Linked DNA regions of Homo sapiens: region 1 is linked to region 2. The links are chromatin contacts, found by Hi-C or POLR2A ChIA-PET in ENCODE. All regions are on one chromosome and are shown on one strand. The core of a region is the stretch at or near the end of the contact, and the rest is flanking DNA. Distances in the headings are between cores, read along the strand shown. Region 1 has its middle 21 kb from the start of DOCK9. Region 2 holds the start of GPR18 (G protein-coupled receptor 18).

Region 1 (2,700 bases), core at 52-2,551, 260 kb after region 2:
ACCTGCTGGGGTTCTGCATTCTGTTCAGAACTGAGTGTTGCATCTTCAGAAGGACACATCAGGGCAGGAGAAGACTCAGAGAAGGGCTGTGAAAAGGATTGTGGCATATTTATAATGAGAGTTGGTGATAGGAGCCCCTTCTGCGTGTATTTTCTCCCAGATCCCAGAATCAGATCAGGTCATCTTGCTTTTACCAAACTGATTTAGGGGGTCAGGTAGGTTGAGTATTAAGGCAGGCAGAGCCCTAAACATTTTAGCTACTCCCCAAAAGTGTATATCGTCTTATTGTTGCTTTCTTCTTCTTCTTTTTTTCTTTTTTTAACCAGTTCTTTGCCAAATAACAAGGCAGGGAGTGGTCATGGTGCCTGGGAACTTTGGTGCAAGAGATTTGATACTGAATTTCCGTTTTCACTTTTCACCCTTAGCATTCAACCACCTTTTGGACTGGGCTGTTGTGTTACAGAAGGATACAGGCTTCTGTCCAAATCATACTCTTTGTGACCAGTTTTGTAAAACAAGTGGAAACGCTGATAGTTTGTGCAGATGCATGTTTATCTGAAAAATGCTGGACACCATCCAAAGGCAAAGTATGCAGGAATGGTCTTAATTTTAAAAACAACCTCTCTGTGCATCAGTAATTTAAACCCTTTTCCATTTTTATAATTTTTGAATCGCCCTCTTTCTGTTAAAAAAGAAACATGAAAAGAAAGAAACACTGAGGATAAGTTTTAGTACTGTTTATGTTGTCTGTCCTGCAACCCCAGACACGCAGGACTTGGCTCAAATCAGGCAACTGGAGAATTCAGGAGAAGGCCAGATGATCTGGAAACAAGCAAGGGAAATCATCATTCAAGAAATCCTTCTATTAGGAAATGAGATTTTAAAAGCCAATTTAAAACTATTTTTGCTTTTCTTGTTAAAAGAAGGGTTGTTTTGGTATCCTCTCATTAGTCACCTTCCAGAGAGAGAGAGAGAGAGAGTGTGTGTGTGTGTGTGTGTGTGTGTGCGCGTGCATGCGTGCACACATCTGTTCATAAGCTGCTCCTATGACCTGTGTTCCAGGTCACACACTCACCCTCTGAACATGTGAACAAGAAGATTAATTAGTTGGAAAGACTATTCAAGGAACTCAGGGAATCGCCACACTGGGCTTTTATTCCCCACATCTGCAGTGTCTTAGCCTCCATTGCCAGTGACTCTCTGAAGTTTGGGTTAGGTCTTTTTATCTCAAGAGTCAAAGGGGGAGATGATACAAATCATTGACTTCCTGTCACCCTGTTATCTGTGGTTAGGTGATTCACGTAGCAAAAGTGTGATCCGAGCTTGCTTCCCTTTCTCCAGCCCCAAGGACACTATGGTTGGCTTCCTCCACCACCCACTTATTGTGAGTTTGGGGTTGCAAACTAATTTTGACAGTAGCCCAAAGTGAAACACCATTAGGAAGATGAGCCTGGTTGCTCAGACCCACAGGGAAATCTGGAAGGCCTTGGATTGTCTGTGCCTTCGCCTCTCTCCATGACTATATGGTAATCATTGGAGGGTGAGATGAGGGGTCCCAACGAGTCTGTGCCTAGACTTTAGCAGTTGGACGATTAGGGGCCATGCAGCCTAATCTCAGCCCCATTTGAGAATGTTGCTCCTCTGTGCCTGGGTGGGTGATGGATTGGAAGAGGCCAGGTGGGTAGGGTAGGGGCTGACCTGGACCATGCTTCCTGTACCACAAGACTTCCTCATTCATGGATTTCACCAAGTCTCTTGGTTCGGAAATTCTTAAAAGGGTTTTGGAAGCTTGGTGTGAGACTCTGCCCGGATCATTCAGATGGAAACCAAGGCCATGAGTGCTGTAAGTGCATCCGAGGTTAAAAAGGATTTTCGAGTGCTCCACACATAATTGGTGCCAGGTGTTTCCCATTTGTCTCTATGCCTAGACAAATAATCAGTCTTAGTGGATACCCAGAGGGTGAGCAGAGTTTGCATCTTGAGGGTAGGGTGGGTCCTACCTTCAGGGGCTTCCACTTCATTTAGTGAATTGAGACATGTGCGCTGTGGGTGTCTGGGTGCCCGGACCTTGCTGCCCTGTCTGGCTTCTCTGATGATGCATGCCTGCCAGCTGCCATCACCCTTGCCCCAAGGCTCCACTGTCTATCCCGGCCCCACCTCAGCTGTTCTCATCTGTGACTCATTCACAGAGGTCCACCAAGTACAGAGGAAAAGCTGAGGAGAATGGCAGGTGTCACATGCATGACACCCTCACCATCACCCTGGAGATGTTTCTGTGGTTTGCAGCAAATCTTGGAAGAGCAGAATGGCCTCAGCCCTAGTCTGAGAAAATCCTCAGGGCTTTTACAGAGATGATCCTGGGGACTTAGGAGAATCTGCTGTGTTGGTCAAGGGTGGGGCTGGGCCAGTGCCACACTTTGGCAGAACAGACCTCTCGTTAGCTACGGGGCTGGAAAGCAGCATGCTTCTCAGTTATTCTCCCAGAATCCCCACATGGAAATGTTTTCTATTGTATAACAAAGATGCACAAAGTCAGGGGGTGACTGGAGTATTCCTGACCAGCCAGGGCTGGAATTGCAAGCCAGCAATGCACAGAGACAGGAAAATAATTCCCACAAAGAACAGTGAAGGCTGCCCATGGCAATCCCTGGAAATAGTCTGATGTGGATGGAGTGAGGGAAGGAAGTGTTGAGAGACCAA
Region 2 (2,700 bases), core at 175-2,674:
GGGAAGCTAATCAATACTTAATTTTAGAAAAGTCCTAAGCTATGTGAATAAGGCAAAGGACAGATTAGGTCTGCATGCAGGCAGATTTCTGTCCAGCTGAAACATCAAACTCCTGTGTGATGAATGAAATATAACATCACATATAAAAAACTGATGAATGTGATTCAGCCATAAGAAGTCCTATCTAGTGGACAGATCAATATAATTACCTCATAAGAAGTTATTACAGCGGGAGAAACTGGACCTGGCTTTACCTTGAGTTCTTAAGCAAGTAACTGGCCTTCAATTTCTTCATCCACACAAGAAATAGTTGCTATGGTTGTCTCCAACACTTCTAAAACCCATCATTCTGGCAGGTTGTAACAATCAAAAGTATTTTATCACCAAAGGCAAGGATTTAAGTAACTTTTCTAAGCCACAGATTTACTATGGTTTTGTCTGAGAAAAAAAAAAAAAAGGATGGACCCCAAACTGTCTAAAATTCAAAAAAACAAATACATTTAAGTTCATGAACCCTTTAAAAAGTTGACAAACCATGCATAACCAAACATAAAGATAATTAAAATTTTAGGATAAGCAAATGAGAGATAATTTTTTTTAAGAAATGAGAAAGTAAAACAAAATTAACCTAACAAGGCAGGCAGCGATTCGTTGCTCACTTCCCTTTCTGCTGGTTTCATTTCCCTTCTTAGGTGAAAACACTCTTAATATGTAAATCAGTCCACTAAAGACTTCAGAGTCCTTTCTGCTAAGATTTGCAGAAATTTTTATGCAAAAGAAATTATTTCTAGACTTCCACGCACTAGAAAAGCAGACTTACAAAATACAGCAAACTAAAGTGGATAAATGTATGTGGCAAAGCAGAAGCAATTAATCAAGGATCCTACTTTTAAGCATTTAGAAATGTTTAAATAGTAAAAAGTGGAAATGTGGATATTCTATGATTTTTAATAACTTGGTAGTAAAAAGTGAGACTCCATTTAGGAGTACCTACTAAGTGCCAGGTACTATTAAGCACTTGGGATCTTTCTGGTTTAGGGCCCCTACAATCCTACTGGATATAGTATTATCTCTATTTCAACTGTACAGAAATGAAGTAGGAACAAAGGGTTAGTCAGAGTGGGTAGGTAACTAGACAAAGTCACATAGCTTATAAAGCAAAGAAGCTAGACTTTAAACCCCCTTTTACTCAATATCAAATCTTCTCTTTCCATAGATGATGCAGACTTCAAGCATCAAAGTACACAAACTGAAGAAACTTTATCCTTTGTATATAATTATCTTAAATATATGCCATCATTTCAAGGGGAGCTTATGCTAAGTGTGACTTCATAAACAAATCATTTGTGAAAGAGAAAAACCACATCCAGGGTAAAGTCATAAGGTGAAAAAGCCTATTTCAGAGAGCACTTCCTGAAAGAGACAAAGCAGCAATTAAAGTCAGCCCAGCACCAACTCCGACGCCAAGCGTTACACTGGAAACTACTTTTTAAAGCAACAAAAGAGTCTAAAACAAAATACAACATTTCTTAAATACACTGTTTCCAGAAAGAGCTATTTTAACAGAAGCAACTCAAAGATATCCCTTCGACAGAAGTGGAAGTGCTGAAAAATGCTCATCTCTCACACAGACTTTTGATGGACAGGAGGTAAGCAGCATTTAATTAACTTCATGATTATTGTCAAAAGTAATGCTTTATGTACTGCATTTCAAAAATCATTTCATTTTAATAATACAGGCTGGGCGCAATGGCCCACGCCTGTAACTCCAACACTTTGGGAGGCCAAGGCAGGAGGATCAGTTGTGCCCAGGAGCACCATAGTGAGACCCCGTCTCTATTAAAAAAATATATTTAATTAAAAAAATAAACATAACAAACTATGTTGGTGAAAGACCTTGAAATAGGCTATATAATCATCTTTCCACATTAATATGATTTTACATTTATTTTCAATATTGCTTTACATTAATACTAAATGTAATTTTTTTCAACTTAAGGAAAGAAAATGTTTATGGTAAATCATATGTATATTTAGGAATGTTCATCACATGTTTTCAATTACATTGTTTCATGAAATAACTTAATGGTTTTTAAGAAAAGAAAAGCTACAGATAATCATGGTATCTATAGCTTTTAAAAAGCTGACTTTAAAGTCAATCACTTTTCAATATTTATCCAAAAATTTCTGTGTTTGCAGAGCACAATCAATACTATAATGCCTTTAAAACACATGCATCACTCATTTTTTTTCAAACGTCAGCAAATGAATATAAGTATTGGTGACAAGCTACATAAAAACAGCTTGAGCATAACGTGGGAAAAAAGACTCAAGATGGTTTGTAAGTACAGGACTTATGTCACAAAATTGAAGGATGAGGATAGGTGAAGGGAGTCCTGATGCAATACTAAAAAAAGAAAAACAAATACAAAATTTCATTTATATTATAATTGCTACTATTTAATAAGAATGCATTCCAGTTAAAAATAAGATTTAAGCCTCCAAGATTACTCTCCTTTGAATGACACTAGAGATATAATTTTTCTCTGTAGCACTTTCCTCATTTGATAGAAATTAATATTCTAGTCACACCAATATTTGGAAAATTTAATATGTTTTTAAATATATAGAATTATGCTCCTAAATCATATTTAACCTAAATATTTGAGAAGGAAAGAAGGAGAAGAAGGGAAGAAAGGG

Evidence for each region. Hi-C counts contacts between places; a loop is a spot of excess contacts on that map. ChIA-PET counts read pairs that join two places held with the same protein, here RNA polymerase II (POLR2A). Pooled maps may share reads with other maps.
Region 1: a loop to region 2 is called in a map of naive thymus-derived CD4-positive, alpha-beta T cell, with 2.2 times the contacts of the local background. The contact joins the enhancer-like site here to the promoter of GPR18 in region 2. A Hi-C loop is called at or near these places in 1 of 168 maps with a recorded cell type or tissue (naive thymus-derived CD4-positive, alpha-beta T cell) and 5 of 50 pooled maps. POLR2A ChIA-PET finds 5 or more read pairs at or near these places in 1 of 52 experiments (activated CD4-positive, alpha-beta T cell).

The regions. Positions count from the first base shown.
Region 1 is chr13:98,997,597-99,000,296 of GRCh38, reverse strand. It overlaps a transcript of DOCK9 not described here. Among named protein-coding and RNA genes, the nearest start is that of DOCK9, 21 kb to the right of the region's middle. Within about 2 kb of position 1,301, at least 4 of the 41 ENCODE cell types and tissues checked have a DNase peak (open chromatin) inside an H3K27ac peak, as active enhancers do.
Region 2 is chr13:99,257,103-99,259,802 of GRCh38, reverse strand. It overlaps GPR18 (G protein-coupled receptor 18), which reads left to right and starts at 1,424. Exons shown (of 2, transcript NM_001098200.2): 1 at 1,424-1,649. All of the region lies in intron 4 of UBAC2 (UBA domain containing 2), which reads right to left. It overlaps LOC124903198 (a long non-coding RNA gene), which reads left to right. Exons shown (of 3, transcript XR_007063846.1): 3 at 1,217-1,364.